Regions from separate parts of the Homo sapiens genome. Here region 2 is linked to region 1. The links are chromatin loops, found by intact Hi-C in ENCODE. Cell type or tissue: ovary. All regions are shown on one strand. Each heading gives the region's core, and the rest is flanking DNA. Links, peaks and the distances in the headings are about the cores only. Region 1 has its middle 99 kb from the start of MAML3. Region 2 overlaps MAML3 (mastermind like transcriptional coactivator 3).

Region 1 (9,894 bases), core at 4,028-6,527:
AGTGCTTTGGTTAAGGACGGCCTAATTACATGGAGTGTGTCTTATCTGGAGGAGGGTAGAAAATGTCTTAGGGTAACCCTTAATCAAAAAAATCCAGTGTTTGACGGAGATAGGAATAGAGATGTCTCCTATACATTTGGAAACAGAAGCTGGCCTCAAGGAGAACCAAGGAACACTGCAGAAAATGGTAGATGAGGTTGTACTTCTGGAAAAGGGGACAAGATGAATTCTCCAATTTGATATGGGTAAAATCTGGGGAGAAATAACTACCTAATAAACATCTCATCACAGCCAGAAAATGGGGGTTATTTCCACCCTGGGTCTGGGCCCTCTAGAGCTGTGTGGGCAGAAAGACTCAATGGAGCTCAAGTGCTTGGCGGAGGGTGGAAAGAGCACCTCCGCAGACTGCTCTGGCAACAGTCCACTATGCTGTGCAGGTGTGGCAGGCTGAGAGTGGGAGCAGCCGGACGACCTATGTGAGGAACAGCAGTCAGCAGTGGAAAGAAGAGGCAAGAACTGTCTGAGGACCCCACTCATGCCTGGGATTGGAGTTTCTGCCAGCTTGTCACCAATTCCGCCTGTGCTTGTTCCTTGCCCAAGAGGCAGAGACTGATATGAAGAGTCATGGCACTGTAGCCAGAAGTGCAGCGACATCTCTGGTGTATGGATTCCTCCAGCAGTTCTAGGGACCTGGCAAAGCAAAAGGCTGCCACATGGAAACGGGAGGATAGAAACAGTCATGATCATGATGCTGGCTGGCACTTAAAAGTGCTTATTATGCACTAGGCACTGTGCTGAGCTCTTCACACATTCTATGCTTTCAATCTTCACAATGAACTTATGAGAGCTATTATTATCCCCAAAGAAGACTGAGGCAGAGACAGGTTAAATAACTGACCTATATTTACACAACCCAGGCTCCTCACCGCCGTGAGAGAGCTCAGATGACTCGCCCTCAGTTTGGAGTCTGAAAAAGAAACTCTGAAGAAGAACAGAGACACAGATTGCCAGGCTCTCCCCTAGGCCCAAACCTCCCCCTTAAATACTGGCTCTTACAAGCAGATGCCTTGAACAAAGCCTGTGCCCAGCTAAGTGAAAATCTTTCACTTACCTTCCAGAGGTCACCCTGATGCAGACGAAGAGAAAAGATAAATTTGCTCAGCTTCAGATGTAGCCATCGTTCCTATCATAGGCAAGAGCATCTCCGTAGTGATGAAAAGCTCTATAATTTTAAATGTGTTATTGGTCTAAGCACAATTTACACTAGGGATGAAAAAAAGGAAGAGATTTATGAGATGTAAGATAGAAAGATAAACTCTTGTCCCTTAGTGGCTATTAGAAACATTGCCAACATACCATAAATGTGTGAAAGATGACGTGATTATTTTGCATTTCCACTGGGCATTTCATATGTTGCAAGAATTTACTGGGGCCAAAGTCCCCAGTAAAGATGGTAGAGTCTGGGGAGGGGAGGTGGAGGAGGCCCCACTGACCAAGCCCCCATCTGGGATGGGTATAGGGCAGGTGGCTTTAGGCAGAGAGAGCACACTCTGTTGCCTAAGGTGCAACACCTACCAGCATCCTCTTTATTTCCTGCCTCTAGCCACCTGCTCTGGGGGCAGGTTCGGTGGCCAGGCACTGCCCCATGTTTCATCAGGCTTTGGTGTCAGATTCTGGGTCTAAGTGTTCCAGTCCATCACAAAATCTGAAACAAGAGAGGGCAGCCAGGACAGGAGAACTGGCAAGGTTCATCTAACTACCCCTAAAAGCCTCATAAACATAAGCATCCAGTGAGTTAGTGCCACCAACCTGGCCCCAAGAGACACAGGATATTTTATCAAAGAGAAAGAGATTGGTGATCAGAAAGTGATTTACCTGAAACCCACTTGAATTATTCTCACAGCTGGCCAATCTGGACCGGTTATCCTGGCAGGGACATCATCAACATCAACATCTGAAAGCCCAGTCACAGGAAGTTAGTCACAGGGCAGGCTGCTGAGTCAGGGCTGGGATGAAGGTCACATAGAGTCCTGGGGTTAAACCAGGTGATGTGTCCGAATCTCCTCTGACCCAGCAGCCAGTGTCTTGAGCAGGAGGTAAACTCCAGCTCTGACCCCTGGAGAAATGTGATAGCAGGCTTGGGCTTTTAATTAATTTACTTATTTGTAGAAATGGGGGTCTCATTATTTTGCCCAGGCTGGTCTCAAACTCCTGGCCTCAAGTGATACTCTTGCCTTGGCCTTCCCACACTCTAAGATTACAGGTGTGAGCCACCATGCCCAACTTTTGGTTTTGGTGGGACAGGACAACAACTATTGGGAAATTAGGGTTCTAAGATTTGCTCATGTTTTGGTGACATCAGTCATTTCTTGTGGAGCCAAGTACAGGGTATATGTCCCATGGCCTGTAAGAGAGAAGGCAGATGACTGGGTGAGGTTTCACTTTCTGCAAGTCAGATATCTTTCCAATGGACCCACCACTCTCAAATACAACTGTTAAGAGAATTAGCAATAGAACATCTGCAAGTCAATTGAGGTGTCCTAAGGGGAAGTGCTATGGAAATGGTCTCATGAAGCACTTGTGAAGTTAGCGATATGGAGTCCTTAAATGGATGGAAATGAGGACTACATGTCAGAAGTCCTGGATTTCACTATCGTGACTCCTGTATCTGACCAGGAGAGTACTTTGGTGGCTGTATCCTATATTTAAATTTAGGCTGCAAATGGAAAAACAGTTTTTACAACTCTAAATACACTTTCTACTACAGAGAATGGTGACTGAAGCAAAAGTAAAAATAGCTGCTCGCACCACGGTTTGAGAAAATCTAAATCTGAAAATGATCATTTTTATTTGCATGCTACCAAATAAGGACATTGGGGAAGCAATGAGTCACCAGTATTTTAGCATTTACCAGATTCCAACATGATGTGAGGATATTCTTTAAGATGAGATTTGAATATGCTCTAATCTACGTTAAGCTTTACCCTTGAAGTGTAACCCTAAGTTCCTATCTGAAAAACGGGCCATACTTGGGAGACTCAAGTGGGAGGATCGCTTGAGCCTGGGAGGTGAAGGTTGCAGTGAGCTGAGATTGTGCCACTGCATTTCAGCCTGGGCAACACAGTGAGACCCTGTCAAAAAAAAAAAAAAAAAAGGCCAAATCACAGCTCTACAGCACAGTTACAGCAGTGCTCCAATTAATGATTTCAATGCCTTCAAACGCTCAAATACAAGGGAGTAAGACCTCACATCTGAAGAGTACCTTAGGCTTTTTAAAGTACTTTCACCTACATTATCTCATTTGATCACATTTGATTCTCACAAAATCCTTGAGGCAAGGTGTTTGTAAGTGTGTGGTTGCCATATTAGAATATCATTGAACTGTGGATCCTTCTGTGGAGACAGGATGAATCAGTACCCTGTAGGAAAAAAAAAAAAAAAGGAACAAACAAAGGAAAACTAGGAGGTTTAGAGATCTAAGCTCCCTGTTAACAGGCCCCTGTCACATGGCCCCTGTATAAACCAGTTCTCTTAGAGTGCCAAAACCCAGCAGAAAGCTTTAGAAATTGTTTACAACCCAAGTGTGTTTTCTTCTTTTCTATGCTTTTAGAAGACAGTTTAAAGAGAGTTAGGGAATGCTCTGGCCTTTTGTTTTGAAATTTTCTCTGCTTGTTGTCTGGTTGTCTGCAGACTGTGAGATTGGTCTATTTGCTTTAAACAGACTGAACAACTTTTAAAACAAGCAGGCTGTTATGATGGGTTGACTCATTTTGGATGTGCAAAGATGTTTACTGAGCTTCTCATTTAAAACTTGAAAATTCTTCTGTCTCAGTGTGACACAGTAATAGTTTAAAGGGGAGCGCCGTCTGTTGTAGTGTTTTGGAAGGTGGCATAAGAAAAATGTCTCTGTTCTACAGCATGATCAGCTATCTGCCTCTTCCCAAGGATTTTTCATGAGCCTTAGAAAGAAATCCATATCATTTAAGTTCCCAAGGGCAAACCACCTTTGCCAAGAGACCACTGAGTACAATTTCCAAAGATGGAACACATTTCTTGTTATGCTTCTGGTTTAGCCCAGTATCAGAGGTGGCGCTCAGTCCCTGCATCCCAGGGGAGAATGTTTTCTGGAGAGTTGGGGACAACTGCAATAGGTTTTACATATTAACTTATCACAGCAAAATAATGAAATGAATAAATTAAGATGACACCCACACTGTTCCCCTTCTTCACGCTACAGAGGTGGTGGGGCAGAAAGGGGGGTAAAAGGGATTACCAAGCCAGGAAGCTTGTACTTCTGTCCCCTCGGCCTGAATTAGCACCCATCTTTGTGGAACACAACTCGCTGTGAGGGGGTTTCTCCTGCCAGAAAGGAGGCCATGGAATGAGCAAGTCCAGGAGTGCTGGGCATTAGGACATCAAATAGCAGGTCGTAGGGACCAGGGATTAGGAAACAAGAGGTCTGGTCCTGCCTCCCTCTCTAATTATTTGTGTGACTTTGGACTAGGCATTCTACCTCTTTCATCTGTAAAATGAGAGGGTTGGACTACGTGTTCTCCAAGGTCCCTAACAGCTTCTAAAAAAGAAACATGTAGAGAGGTTGTGAAGCAAAACATGATGATCCCTGTTAACTGTAAAAGGAATAGACCTTGGAAGTGGTGCAAAAATAATCCGCAAGGAATGCTTGCGGTGGGTTGGAAAACTATAAGGAAACGGAGAATTGTGCGTCGTGTATAACATGAGTGGAGATATATGAGACAATCTAAAATGGGGCACATGTAAGCTCACATCTTAAAGCAGAAAAGTCAGGCTTTTGAACCGAGGCTTGCCCTATTCTTTTCTACAATCTCTCCCCATGATAATGTAGCACCTTGTGCACACAATTAAATGTCAGCCACAGAAAACATTTCCCTTGGCTTTGTTGTTCCAGAACGGGATTCTTTTGTCCTCAATATAATGGATATGCAGAAACAATGATAGAACAGAGATTTTTTTTCTAAAGCGATGACAAACACACTACTGCTTCCTCCCTCCCTCCCTCCTTCCTCCTTATCCCCACCCCCAAAAATAAATCATTGTTCCAAAAAAAAAATCCCATTGTCTATTGTCCACGGAGATCAAGATCCGCCTAGGAACAGCTCTGGCGGCCGCCGCAGCAGCCCCGAGCAGCCGGTAGGTGGCGCACGAAGGCAGCGCAGGCGGAGCGCGGGGCCGAGCCCAGAGCCGGGGTCTCGCCGCCCCCACCCCTGCCGCCGCCGCCGCCTTCCACCCCCTCCTCGCGTGCTAATTGCTGGATACTCTACTGGGACTTCGGTCAGGGAAAAAGAAAGCGGGAATGGGAGGCGGGGGTGGCGGGGGAGGTGGTGAATCCGGTTCCGAATACACAAAGCCTCCGGGGCTTCGGCGACCCAGGAGCAGGGCGCCCTCGGCCTCTTCCCCTCCTCCTCTCTCCCTGGGCGCGGGGCTGCTGCGGCCTAGCCGGCCTCGGCTCCCGCCGGAGGGACACACAGACCAGCAGGAGGAAAATGGTGACCGCGTGCACAGCCCCACGCGCCGCGGCGCCTGACGCCTGCCCGAGCCTGGGCGCCTCCCTCCCCAGCTCACCCATCCCGGCCGCGGAGCCCGGACCCACCCCGAGCGCAGGCCCGCCCGACGGGAGTCGCCCTCCCCTCGAGGAATGCCGAGGCCCACAGGAGGATTCCTTGACCTGACCGCGGGCCCCTGAGCAGCGGGTTCTGCCCGAGCCCGAGAGCGGGAGGCCCCACCAGGGGGTGCCCGGGCCGGCGGGCGAGCCCCCTTCCCGGTGGAGCCGCGGGGCCCATGCCCTCTGTGTCGGGGCTAACGCTGTCAGTTCCTGCAAAGATGAACGGCCCATGTGGTCGCCTGACCCCCCAACCTCTGCCTGGTGGAACATGATGTTAAAGAGTTCTGCTGGCCCTAAAGTCAGAAGCCTGGATTGAAACGTGAGCATGGACACCCTGGAGCTCTGTGACCTTGAGGATGTTCCTAAAGTCCCCAACTCCGCACCTCCCCAGCTATCAAATGCGGGGAATAATACTTACTTCCTAGGAATGTTGTGAAGATTTTTAAAAAGTGGTTCTTAACTTGGCAGGAAGCCTGGCATAGAGTACCTATCATTATGAACAACCCGACTCTCCTTGCAGGAGGAGGGAGAGGCACAGTTTGCCGCCCTTGAGACAGACCTGGCATCGCTGTTGCAGAGACTCAGCAGTAGGGGTTCCCAGCCGAGGAAACGTGGCTCCTAACAGGAGCTCCCATCTGTCCTCCGCTGCCCCCAGCCCCCATCCTCCTCCTGCCCTGCTGCTGTGACTGTGTGGGGCACTCCCCCTCTCCCTCCGCTCCCTGGATAGACCTGTGATTTATGCCCCTTCTCTTTTGGAGAGTTCTGACAGAGCCCTATCACCCAGGCTTGGGAGGCAGACCCTGGCTCCCCCATTTGCTAGCTGGGAGTTTAACCTCTGGGGCTTCAGTTCACTCCTCTATAAAATGGTGGGCCTGATACCTACTACACAGGTTTTTTGTGATGATTAAGGGAAATACTGTGTATAAATGCCTGGCATGTACTATCTCTTCAGTACATTTGAAAATTTAAATTTTACAGTTGAAATTAGGTTAGATTATCTTGCAGAAAATGATGGTGGTTCATTGGAATTTCCAGATTTCCATCGAAGGTGAACCCAGCAACTGCTAACAGCTTCTTACTCCCATCTGAGTCAGCAAGGTTATTTCCCTCCAGGAAAAGAGCAGAAATCCAGTGAGGCCGCATTCTCCCCAGAGCCTCACAGGTGTAACTCAGACACTTACTTAGGTTTAGTTGGCCATTTTAGAGCCCGAAGAGTCTCTGGGGGTGGGCCTGGCTTTAAAGTCGCATTCTAAGCCATGATTGTGTGTCTGGCTCATCAGGGCCTCCTTCCTAGCCGTCCCCACATGCACACTGCCGCCCAGCCAGAGGTGTGGTGGCTAGGGCAAGGGACTGAGCCAGCACCCACCTGAGGCAAGTAGGTCAGGAGCTGTGGACCCTTCTCTAAAAGGATACTGGAGAATTTCCGTGAGCATCGGATTTATATAGCTGTTCAGGCATTGGGCAGACTGATTCCCAGAGGCAGTGGCAGGACCAATAGGCAGCTGTGGTTGCTAGCCTCCCAGATGACCTCCAGTGACCCTTGCCTCCTGGTATTTATGTTCTTGTATATTCCCCTCCCCTATGAAGCAGGGCTAACCTGTGTGACCAAGTGAATATTGCAGAATGACAGTGTGACTTTCAAGCCCATGAAAGGCATTGTGGCTTCCACATTGCTGTCTCTTGCGTCATTCATTCTGGGGAAAGTCAGGCACCATGTCATGAGAACACTCAAGCAGTTGCTTGGAGTGGTCCATGTTTCAAGGAACTGAGGCCTCCACCATCAGCCAGCAGCAACTCACCAGCCGTGTGAGTGAGCCTTCTAGGAAGAGGATCCTCTAATGTTAATCACACCTTCAGATGACAGCAGCCCTGGCCAACAGCTTGGCCTGGTAAAGAGACTCTGGGCCAAAATCATGCAGCTAAGCTATCCCTGAATTCCTGACTCACAAAACAACTGTAAGATAAAAATATTTCAGCCTATTTGAGGTGCATAGATGCTGTATAGATGACGAACATGGCAACATGAAAAAAGTCCCAGGCTTCCATTGGCCAACGTGGGGCTGATAATAAGGGTTCTGCCCCCTCAAATGATCAGCTCTGCTAGTTCCATATATGTCTGGGATCTAAAAACCTTTTTTTGACCTCACCTGAGGCCCCACCTTCAAAGGATCTAGGGGAAAAAAACAACAACAACAAAACTCAAACCAGAGTCTCCTAGTAGCAGCAAGTTAATAGTAACCCTAACCTGTGTTTTCAAAAAAGTGTTCAGAGTACGGTATCCCCCTCCCTCCCTGCACCTCTTCCCCACTGTCGGTTCTGGCACCTGGCCTAGGTGTAAAATTGTCAGCACTGTCACTGCTTTTTGGTCTTATTACGAGTGTGTCTGCTCTGATGTGCTGGTTCCAGCATGTCATGGGAGAAGTGTGAGCACAGAAGAGGAGGCTGTGTCAGATCTCTGTCTTCGTGTTAGCAGCCTGCCTCTAAAAAGGCTGCAGGTGAACGGGAGGAGACAGGTTATGATGACCTGAAGGGTACAGAGCCAGGCTGCTCCATGGATCAGGTGTGAATGCTAAAGTGGTCAGGTCACTTTGCTTCTTTCTGAAGTTTCCTGGGTCAGTTCTAGGACCAGTTACCTGTAGATAGAGACGTGAGGCTGAGTCCATGACCCTAGCAGTGGCAAACTCTTGTGTACCGCTATCTAATAGAAGTCTTACAAATTTTCACCATTGCTCACACTTAAGAATCATGTTTTTGGCCAGGCACAGAGGCTCACGCCTGTAATCCCAGCACTTTGGGAGGCTGAGACAGGTGGATCACCTGAGGTCAGGAGTTCAAGACCAGCCTGACCAACATATTGAAACTCTGCCTCTACTAAAAATACAAAAATTAGCTGGGTGCCTGTAATCCCAGCTAATCGGAAGGCTAAGGCAGGAGAATCACTTGAACCTGGGACACAGAGGTCGCAGTGAGCTGAGATAGTGCCATTGCATGCCAGCCTGGGCAACAGAGCGAGACTCGTCAAAAAAAAAAAAAGAATCATGTTTTTAATTTAAGCAAAGCTATTTAAAATAAATCACTAGATAATAGTCTTCGGCTGACCAAATGCTACTTGAAATCTGTACTTTGATGAAATATCTGCCAATGCGTATAGTTAACTCATATTTTTAAGTGTAAACGAATCTAAGATATCTGAGTGGGTGTTTATACTATTCTGCTAGAGTTCTAGGCTGGTTATTTGGTGTAGACTTTAGATCCCCTAGATAGCGGCCTGTAATGGGGTTGGCTTGTCAGAAAACATCAACCTCTTGAAAACCATCCCGATCCCCTAAAATCCATTTCTTATTTTTGATGTGACACTGTTTCAGCTTTTTATTTTTTTCAGAAAGTTTTATTTCTGCTATATTTTTAGATTCAAAAGTATTTATTTAAGGTGAACAAATGATACAGCATACACAACTGCTGGAACTGCTTTTTAATTGAGAACAAAAAGGGAATACCTAGGACAAGAATATGCAATTACCACATTTATTGTTTTCAGTGAATTTTTGTCAAGTTTTATCTTATTGTTAATGTGATGATACAGCAAGCCTTGGAAAAGAATAACACTTGCGTTAAAGAACAAATCTAGATAAAAATGGAAAACTGAGTTAGCCACAACCCACAAGGCCTTCTTTGGGAAGACTCTTGAAGAAAACCGACTCACACTTCACAGAAGAATATGGCACTGTCATTTTTCCCTTTATAGTGCCGAAGTGTTCCTGAACAAAGGCCTCAAGGCATTATCAACTCATCATCTATTTTGTGATGTGCTTTCTATTTTCAGGAACCTGCCCTCCTCCCTCTTTGTTCCTGATGCATCTGATCATTGGTGCCTACTACTTTGGTCCCACACACACTCAGTGTAGCCAGCCCCCACCCGGAGAGTTCACCATGGTGCCCAAGAGCCAGACAGGCAAGGTCATTGTCCACCCACAGGACCAGAGGAAGACTTCAGGCCCCACCCACTCCTCACAGACAAGCTGGAGCTATATGAAGTCTGAAGGAATATAAATTATTCCAAATGATCTGGAAAGAAAGTAATAGACTATAAGTACATTTCCAAGCCCTGGATATTGTTTAAAAAGCAAACAAAACAAAACAAAACAAAAAAACTTCTCTTTTCTCTTGCTGGGATTTCTGATGATACAGTAAACAAGTCCCAACAGGTGACCTAATCAAAAATAGCTATATAGCACTTAGAAATGTATATAGCT
Region 2 (9,894 bases), core at 3,275-5,774, 340 kb after region 1:
CTGACTGAGCCAGGGTGGTCAGAACAGCCTTTCTGGGGAGAGATGTGAGCTGAAATCTGAAGGATGACAATAAGCCCAGCAAGGAGCTGGGATAAGCGTGTTCCACGTGGAGAGAAGCACCGGTGCAGATGCAGAGGAGGGGAAGAGCCCTCGGAGAGGCCAGCGCGGCCACCTGGAGTGTGGTGGTGAAGGGGAGAAGGGTATGAAGGAGCTGGGAGACACCAGACCATCCAGCGCCTCTTAGGCAAGTTTGACTTTCAGAGAAATGGGAGTCTATATAAGGATTTGAGGCAGAAAGACATACTCTGAAGAATGTTTTTCAACAGTGACTCTGGATGCTGGTGGAGAGTAGACTGGAAAGGGTAAGATGGGAAAAACGGCTAGTGGAACAATAGCGCAAGAGTCCAGGCAGGGAGCAGGCAGGGGAGACTCAGAAAAGGTGACAGATGGAAGGTGTGTGTGCTGGCCACACAGACACAGCGTCCGAACATAGGTGTGACCCATTCTGAGAAAACAAAATACATAAAAATCAAAACTTAAAGAGAAAGTCTGATTATTCCCTTTATAAAGGGACTCGCCTCAAGTATCTATTCTGTAAAGTAAAGGAAGATGTCTATGGGTCTTTGACTATAAATTTTAATAAGAGATATAAAACCTTAATAGACGGATCATGGAATTAGAAGGAATCATAGAGGTCATTTTCTCCTACTTTCCACCCAATAAAGAATCCCCTTTGCAAATCCCTGACAGATGAACATGCAGCCTTGGTATGAAAACTTCAAGGGACAGGAAGCTCATTAGCCTCACAAGGCAGCCCTTTCTATTTTGAATCTCTCTAATCGTTTTTTAAAAGTTTCTCCTTATATAGAGGCTGAATTCTTTCTCCCCATTACTTGCATCCATTGATCTTAGTTCCATGTTCTGGAGCTACATAGATCAAATCTAATTCTCTTCCTACATAGCAAACCATTACCTTTTCAAGAGGAGCTGTGGCATTCCCCCTCCTCAACTCTCCTCTTTCTCTAGCAAAATATCCTCAGCTTCCTCGCCTCCTTTTCACTTGACATGGTTTCTGGGGCCTTCTTTCCCCTGGTACTACCCTCTTGCTGCCCTGCCACCTGATGAGAGTGATCATTTCAGAATGGAAGCCAACCTTATTGGATGGCATCAGTTCAGAGCATAACTATGTCTCCCTGGACTCAGAGAACATACATACATTTAATGCAACCTAGAATTTCAAGAGCACACGGCTTCAAACTTCAAGGAAAACAAAACTGCTTATGAGACAGGTTTTCCTGCCTTAAATGCAAGACTTTACAGCTAGGCCCAGCAAATCTTGCTACTGCTAACCTACAGGAGAGTGGTTCTTGAACTTTTGGAGAGTCATGGGCCGCACTGAGAATCTGAGAAAAGCTTTGGACCTTCTTTCCTGAAAAAGACACATACCCACAAAATTCTGCATACAGTTTTCTAGCATTCTCAGAACTCTGGAAATCCATTTTTATGTAAACCTCCAGTTTAAAAATTCAGCATTATCAATGTCACAGAACCCTTGTTCTGTCATCTAAGAAATGTATATCTGCATTATCTCTATATTTTATTATGGTATTGTACGGGAGGTTAAAGAACGCCCACTTGAAAATCCCTGCAAGTCACTATAAAATTGTTAATGGGAGAGGAAAGTTACAAAAAGTCTTCAAGTACCATTGGTGGATACATTTGCTTATGTACCTTATTTAACCCCTACAACCCTTTTCTGAACTAGGCAATATTAGCCTTATCTTATGAATAAGAGGAAACGTAAAGCTATTAATAAAGAAAAATAGAAAGACCTGGGTGAAGGCAGTGGCTGCCGAGTGCAAATTTTTACAACTCTTGCAATAGAACCATGGTTGGTGGCCCTCTCGACTTTTAAGTGCTGAGGCCATGGCCACCTGGAGCACAGCATACATGCTTACGAGCAGGATTGGTTTCCTGGGAAATGTGTCCTTATATCGGCGCTTCAGTAGTGATATCCCTGGAAAGTGGTCACCAGTAGGATTAGCCATTACCATGACCCCACACAGGTGGCCTGCTGTCACCAACACCATTCTCTTCAGGATCAGGCTGGCATTGGGTTAGTGGCCAATGTATAGTTATAACTCAGTAACTCAGTAGCAGAAATGTTCTGAGAACGGCTGAAAGAACAACAGCCCTCATAGGAGATCCAGTTTCAGAGAGTAACTTCTTATATGCCAGCCAATCATGGAGGGGAGAAAGCAGTTCTGAGGATGCCTTCCTTTTTTTCCTATCTCAGGAGCCAGGCTGTGGAATAGTTTGGAAATGAGAAACACATTTTATTCACAAGTGGTGAGGCTTGTAACAGAGAAGCACAGGCTTTGGAATTCAAATCTCACACTAGCTGTGTGACCTTGGGCAATTTGTTTAATCTCCCTGAGCCCCAGTTTCCTCATTTGTGTAAATGATGTTTATTAACCTACCTTGCGTGGTTGATGTGGGAATTAAGAGAAAAGATCTTGAATTTGCCTGGTATTTAATGGATGCACACACAAGAAAAGCTTGCTGTTTGCTGATAACGTTGAGGAGTGCATAAATGGTTGGGGCCAGTCTGAGTAGCAGTAAATTTGGTTCGTCTGTGTTAGCAGGGTTACTCTGGCTTGGACCCGGATTCCAGAGTGATTCCGGAGGAATTCCTGTCCCCATCCCTACCCCTCATCACCCCAAAATTTTGCTTAAGATAACGAGGAGGTCAGGGCATGTTCACTGTGAACCCCCACTCCATATAAGGTGCCATGTTATAGTGGGTTCAGAGGATCCCCGCCCCCCCGCCAATGCTGCTTAGCCACCAGACTTACAAGGGATACTGGATGCTTTCGTACCTTGGATTCATACACACAGGTTTCTGAGATGAAGCAGTGTGGTAACTTAGCCATTAGTAGATCTCAATCGTAGCCTACACGGACATTTCTGAGAGAATCCTTGGTTAAACAGTACTAAGAGCAGAACTAAATACTGGTTAGGGCAAGTTCTGCCCATGAGGTTCTATGAGGCTCTGTCTGAACGTTAGGTTTAAACATAGAGATGGGGCCAGCTAACCTCATCATTCTGAGTCGTTAGATAGAGACTAGACTTGGTCATCTCCCTTTGCTAATAAGGAAACTGACATAATTAACTGAAGGAAATTAACTTGGATAATTTTGCAGCATGAATCTGCTTCCAAAGAGGAGTTGGTTTTTTTCTCTTCCTGTGAGCTGTTAATTCAAGAGGCTGTGTTAACCTGCTGCTGTTGCCAACTGACAAATGTAGTATTTTCCTGATCAGCCTCTCAAGCCTTTTTCCTTGCTCCTCCAACAACAGAGAGCAGTAATAAACTATCCAGAATATTTTGCAACATGGGAGTCATTTGCATGTCTTTGTAATATGGGAGTTGAATGCCTATTTTCAGTAAATATAAGCCTCCCGGTTGACTTAAGGTAATTGAATGATTTTAGATTCATTGTATATGCCCTTTCTCCTTAGCCACTGGTTTTAAGCAGGCATAAAATCACATCAGAGAAAAAAAAACCTGACTTTTGATATTCAAGTTGGCTCATCTGAATTAAAACCAAAACATGTGGAAATTGGGTTATCCACTCCAGACTTGGCTCCCTTTGTCTGTGAAACCTCAAAGTCTCCAGTGGAGCTGAAGGTAACGTCTTTCTTCAGGTGACACTCTGGGGCAATTCTGGGGAAAAAGACAAGGAGGGAAAGATGTGTTTAACTTTATTCCAGTTGGTTTCATCTTCCTTTTTAATTGATTTTTGTCCTCTCCATCATTTTCTCTCCCAATTAACGTTGAATTTCTCTCATTTAGTTCTAGCTGTTTGTTGTGGTCGGGTTTGGTACATCTGGGTTAGGCATGTTGCTGTGTTCTTTTCTTTCCTTGCCATTAGTTTAAAGGAGGTCTAAGCTCACAGTCTAGCTCTATTTCTGGAGAGACCTGCCACCTTTACAGGATTTACTGTGGTCATTTTCTTTTTTTTTCCTCCCCACAATATGGCGCTTTGTGAATTAAAATCAAGGTTCCTGGGGGCTGGAGGTAGGAATAGGGCAGGAGAAGCCTAGCCACATTATAATCAATAATAATAATAACTGTCTCCCTCTGTTGTGAGCTCTACCAGGCAGACTGTGTCTTATTCATCCCTAGCTTCTTACATAGGTCCTAGTGTATAAATGATGCTCGATGAGTGCCTGTTGAATGAATGAACTAATTTTTGCCGAGCCCTTTATAATGTATAAAGATGCTTCACATAGCAACGTGGGGTGATTGTTTTTAAGACCTTCACAAAACCATTTCCTCCCTCATTTCATTATGATTGTGAAATTGCTTTGGAATTTTGGAACTGTGATACTTTTACTGTATGCCTTTCATAAAAAGCCAAAGTCTAAATGCTTTTAAAAATATATATACGAGGAGCTGTGGAAGGAAGGGAGGAGGGAAACAATTTGTTACTGGATACTTTCTTGTAAAAAAAAAATTTTAATGTAGTTATCACTGGATGTTTTTTCTTTACAATTGCAGTTCACAACTCTTTTCCTCCTCTTTTACTAGGATGAAGGTGAATTTTAACAAAAGCAAGAAATATTTTAAAGGCAGAGAGCAAGTGGGCAGCCAGGGAAAGCTTTGTGTTTGTTTTTATGACTTGTGTTTTGACTTGGCAGATGTTCAAGGTTATTCTGCCTAACCAAATAATCCACACTGCTTCCATATCAGCAATAGCTGAGCTACCCTTCCAAGGGGCGCCCGCCGTAGTCTTCTGTTAAGATGTTATGCGGGACCTAAACCCTTGTCTTGCACTGAAATCAGTGCAGCGCTGACACCCCCACAGCCCCTTGGTTCTTTTGCTCTCACAGCCATTGAACGTCTGCTTCTGAGAGAGTCACCCAGGAGTACATAACCGACAGCTTTTTCTTAGATGGCTTCATCTGTTCGCACTCATCACCAGACCATTAATGCTGACTTTTCCCCCATGAAACTCAAGTGTAAAAGTAGGAAAATAATTGGATTTTTTATCCAAAAATCATTGGCACTTAGGACAAAGACCAAAGTCAGAAAAAGGAAAAAGCAGACAGATTTAGAAATTTTAAAAATTAGATATGTCTTTGACTTTTACAGGTGAAGTAAGAGCCATACTTAGGATTATAATCCATAAAAAAAAATTAGGGGACAAATTAGGTGAAATAAAATCCAGAACTTCCAGATGATGACAGCACTAAGGCATTACTTGTACACATCTACTCCACATATTTCTGCCCCAGGATACTGAGATTTTTTTTCTCCCCTCTTGGTTCTTAGAAGCATACAATTTAGTGTGTTCATATGCATGCCTCATTTATGCCTGGAAAAGACAGAAAGAAAACCCTTTAGTAAGGACTGTGATTCAAAATATGTATTACATTGACTTATTACCTACATTATCACTGTGTGTCAGGAAGCATATTGCTCACAGGTGGGATGCACAGTAATTTGGAAATACTCATTTTGGCCTTGGCATAGGATGACCTTGTCCTACTGCAGATTCATGCCCTGTGGCTATATTAGTTCCTAGGGCTGCCATAACAAATACCACAGACTAGGTGGCTTAATACACTAGAAATGGATTGTCTCACAGTCCTGGATGCTCGAAGGTAAAAATCAAGGTGTCAGCAGGGTGAGCAGGGCCGTGCTTCCTCTGAGACTCTGCAGAGAATCCTTCCTTAACTCTTCTTGGTTTCCAGAAGTTTGTCAGCAGTCTTTGGCATTCCTTAGCTTGCAGCTGCGTAACTCCAGTCTCTGCCTCCGCCGTCAAACGGCACTCTCCCTGTATGTCTTCGTGTTTTCACATGGCTGTCGTCTTATAAGATGATACCAGCTGTGTTGGGTTTTGCCTGTTCTACTCCAGTATGACCTCATCTTAATGAATTTCATCTGCAAAGATCCTATTTCCAAATGAAGTCACATTCTGAGGTACTGAAGTTTAGGACTTCAATATATCATTTTGCTGGGGAGGACGCAATTTAACCCACAACAGTGCCTAGACTTCTGCTTCAGAGCTCAGAATGTTACCTGTTTTCCTGTAACGGACTAGCTGTACGAAACCTTCATTTACTTCTCTCCTCAACCTTTATTTTTTCCTCCTTAGCAGTGTTCTTCCTTGGAGATGATAACCTTGTGTCAAGGTCATTGAGAAAAGAAAGACTATTAGAGCCAAACTTCTTTGTCTCCACCTCTCCCCATTCCATCTCAACAAATCTCTCCCCCACATTTGTTTTTTAATCACTCTTCTGATGGCATTGATATGCCCTTCCTCATTGTCTCAAAAACAAGCACCTCTATGGGAATGTAAAATGATGCAGCCACTATGGAAAACAGTATGTCAGTTTCTCAAAAAAAATTAAAAACAGAATTACCATAAGATCCAATATTCTGCTTCTGGATATTTAGCCACCAGAACTGAAACAGGGTCTACAAGAGATATTTGTATACCCACATGCATTACTAGCATTATTCACAATAGCCAAAATGTGGAGGCAATGAATGAATGGATAAACCAAGTGTGGTATGTACATATGTTTTAGTCTTTCCAGGCTGCTGTAACAGAATACCAAATACTACATGGCTTATAAATAACAGAAACTTATTTCTTACAGTTCTGGGGGCTGGGAAATCCAAGATCAAGGTGCCAGCACATTCTTGTCTGGAGAGGGCCTGCTTCCTGGATCATAGACAACTGTCTTCTTCCGATGTCTTCACATGATGGAAAGAGTGAGGGGGATCTCTGGGGCCTCTTATAAGGGCACTACCTTTCATGAAGGATCCACTGCCATGACTTAATCACCTTCCAAAGGCTGCACCTCCTACCTAATATTAATACCCTCACCTTGGGGGTTAGGATTTCAACATGTGAATTTCAGCAAGGAGACAACCATTTAGACCATAGCAATATACCATGAAATATTTTTCCGCCTTAAAAAGGAAATTCTGGGCTGGGCGCAGTGGCTCACGCCTGTAATTCCAGCACTTTGGGAGACCGAAGTGGGCAGATTGCCTGAGCTCAGGAGTTCACAACCAGCCTGGGCAACACAGTGAAATCCTGTCTCTACTAAAATACAAAAAATTAGCTGGGTGTGGTGGTGTGCGCCTGTAGTCCCAGCCACTCAGGAGGCTGAGGCAGGAGAATTGCTTGAACCTGGGAGGCGGAGGTTGCAATGAGCTGAGATTACGCCACTGCACTGCAGCCTGGGCAACAGAGCAAGACTCCATCGCAAAAAAAAAAAAGGAAATTCTGACATGCTGCAATGCAGGCAAAACTTGAGGACATGATGCTAAATGAAATATTCCAGTCATTAAGAGATAAATATCGTATGATTCCACTTATGTGAGGTACGTAGAGTAGTTAAATTCATAGAGACAGAAAGTAGAGTGGTGGTTGCCAGAGTCCGGGGAATGGAGAGGATGAGGAGTTGTTTCATGAACACAGAGTTTCAGTATTGCAAGATGAAGATTTCTGGAGGTGGATGGTGGAGAGATGGTTGTACAACAGTGTGAATGTACTTAATGCCACCGAACTGTACACTTAGAAATGGCTAAGATGGTAAATTTTCTTTTACTAATATTTTAACCACAATTATATATATCTGTATGCCTGTATTATACTTCTCGGACTTTCCAACACACATTTTCACTTGTCCTTCCTTCCTTAGTGTCAATAGGTCCTGCTTCCTGACTTCCCTTCTCCTTCACACCCACTCAGAACTTACTTCTCCTGAAAAAGCCTTTAACTTCACCTCATGACATACAACCTATGATGCCTTTTTTCCTTCTTGCAACAAGATTTCTTATATAGAAGAGTCACACCTAATATCTCCATTCTTGTTCCTAATATCTCCATTTGCCTCAGTTCCCTGACCAAAAACTGGCATTCATTTACAGTACTATTCTACAACTGTGCTGTCCAATATAATAGCCACTAGTTGCATGTAGCTACTTTGAATTTATTTAAAAATAAATACCTCAGTATTTAAATAAATTTGAATTTAATTTAAAAGCCAGTACCTCAGTAGCACTAGCCACATATCAAGTATTCAGTAGCCACATGCAGCTAGTGACTGAAGTATCGCACAGTGCATCCTCTCAGCAATGTTGGACAAACAACACAGTTCTTGTGCAAGGATTCTACTCATCACAGTCATCTGGAGGGTTTATTAAACCACAGTGTGCTGGGCCCCACCCTCAGAGTTTCTGATTCAGAAAGCCTGGGGACTGGCCGATAATTTGGATTTCTAACAAGTTCCCAGGTGATGTTGAGGCTGCTGAGTGTCATAGAGGAACCCTCGCTCAGATTCTCAGTGAATTACTTGGTTACTAACCTAGTGGTCTCTTAGTTCTCATTTCAGAGCTGCAACTGACACTACAAATTTGACCACAAATTATTCTTCTTTGTTTTGTCCTACTTTCTTGATGATGTTTTATGTTGATCTCTCACCAATACTGTTTTTTTTTATCTCTTTGCTGACTCCTCTCATTTAATTAACAGGACTCATTTCCAACTATGCATTTACTTTCTTAGGGAACTTCTGTGCTTATATATTGTTCAGGCAGACTCATGTGTATGGCTGGATGCCTCATTTCTACGGCCTTATCTTTTTTTTTTTTTTTTTTTTTTGAGACGGCATCGCACTCTGTGGCCCAGGCTGGAATGCAGTGGGGTGATCTCGGCTCACCACAACCTCCACTTCCCAGGTTCAAGCGATTCTCCTGCCTCAGCCTCCTGAGTAGCTGGGATTATAGGCACATACCACCATGCCCAGCTAATTTTTGTATTTTTAGTAGAAATGGGGTTTCACCATATTGGCCAGGCTGGTCTTGAACCCCTGACCTCCACCTACCGCGGCCTCCTCAAGTGCTGGGATTACAGGTGCGGGCCACCGCACCTGGTTTAAGGCCTTATCTTTGGGTTTGTGGGATAACTGTATTTGGCTATACCACTGGTCTTGAACAGTATGATGTTAAAAACTAAGCTGTTCTATGTCTGCCCTCTCTGAGTGGTGAGTTGATGCTTCCCAGGTCTTTGATAATTGTTGGTATGTATTTCTTTCAGCGATGTTGAGATACTTGCATCAAAAGCTCCATAGACGTGTCAAGTATTATGTATACCTGTTCGTTAAATATTCATGCAGTTAGAGAAGTCACCACTGCAGAGGGCTGAGTAATTTCCTTAATGCTTTTCCTCATGGTGGCCAACTGTTTTATAGACATAATCTGACTAATCCTTTCCATGAGGTATAGTAGGGGTCAGATGTGAATATGCCTATTTTCAAATTAGGAATTGAGGTACAGAAAAGTTTAACAGAGTGATCAGAGTCACGAAACTGGTTCTGCTTCTGCCAAGGAACTCCAGTTCGAGTGCAGGAGTCCTATGCTAAGCCCCAGACCTCCACGCAAACCTCTAACTACTAGACAACACTAAGCTTGCAGGTTTAAAACATAAAAAGAAATTGCTAAATGTGATTCAGGGCGTACTTCGCATAATGTATTTCTGTGACACTTCATAGTAATGAGATAATTACCATGGGTACTGTATTAGAGTATACATATTCTGTTAAGTTACAGCTGCAAGAAATCAGTAATGGCCATTAATCATTCCATGTTCATTCTCTGCGAATCTCAGATAGAAGTTAAGCTCAGAGTTCCAACAAACCTAAGACAAATTTTATAGTCATCATTTCTGCTGTTTACATGAAGTTTATGAATACAATAGACTTTCCCTAATTTAAACTAATTTGGGCAAACAGCTGCCTGAATTGAGAAGAATGTGAATTGAAGTATGGTAGTAAATATATACTGCTTGTGATATATTTAAAAGTAACAACAGT

The links. Hi-C counts contacts between places; a loop is a spot of excess contacts. Peaks named below come from ENCODE experiments on the same cell type or tissue, not always from the same donor. Only the 100,000 strongest peaks of a DNase experiment are listed, where the experiment ranks them.
Region 2: it touches region 1 in a loop (2.6-fold over the local background); 8 of 110 quality-filtered maps call a loop at or near these places.

Annotation. Positions count from the first base shown.
Region 1 is chr4:140,248,628-140,258,521 of GRCh38, reverse strand. It overlaps a transcript of SCOC not described here. Among named protein-coding and RNA genes, the nearest start is that of MAML3, 99 kb to the right of the region's middle. In ovary, for the core only: CTCF peaks have their summits at 5,175 (motif pointing right), 5,743 (motif pointing right) and 5,946; DNase peaks (open chromatin) are centred at 5,161, 5,621 and 6,251; H3K4me3 peaks cover 1,256 bases; H3K27ac peaks cover 2,500 bases.
Region 2 is chr4:139,908,627-139,918,520 of GRCh38, reverse strand. All of the region lies in intron 1 of MAML3 (mastermind like transcriptional coactivator 3), which reads left to right. Among named protein-coding and RNA genes, the nearest start is that of MAML3-AS1, 210 kb to the left of the region's middle. RefSeq lists a silencer at 9,112-9,406. In ovary, for the core only: no CTCF peak of the experiment used is centred there; a DNase peak (open chromatin) is centred at 4,791; H3K4me3 peaks cover 480 bases; H3K27ac peaks cover 2,335 bases.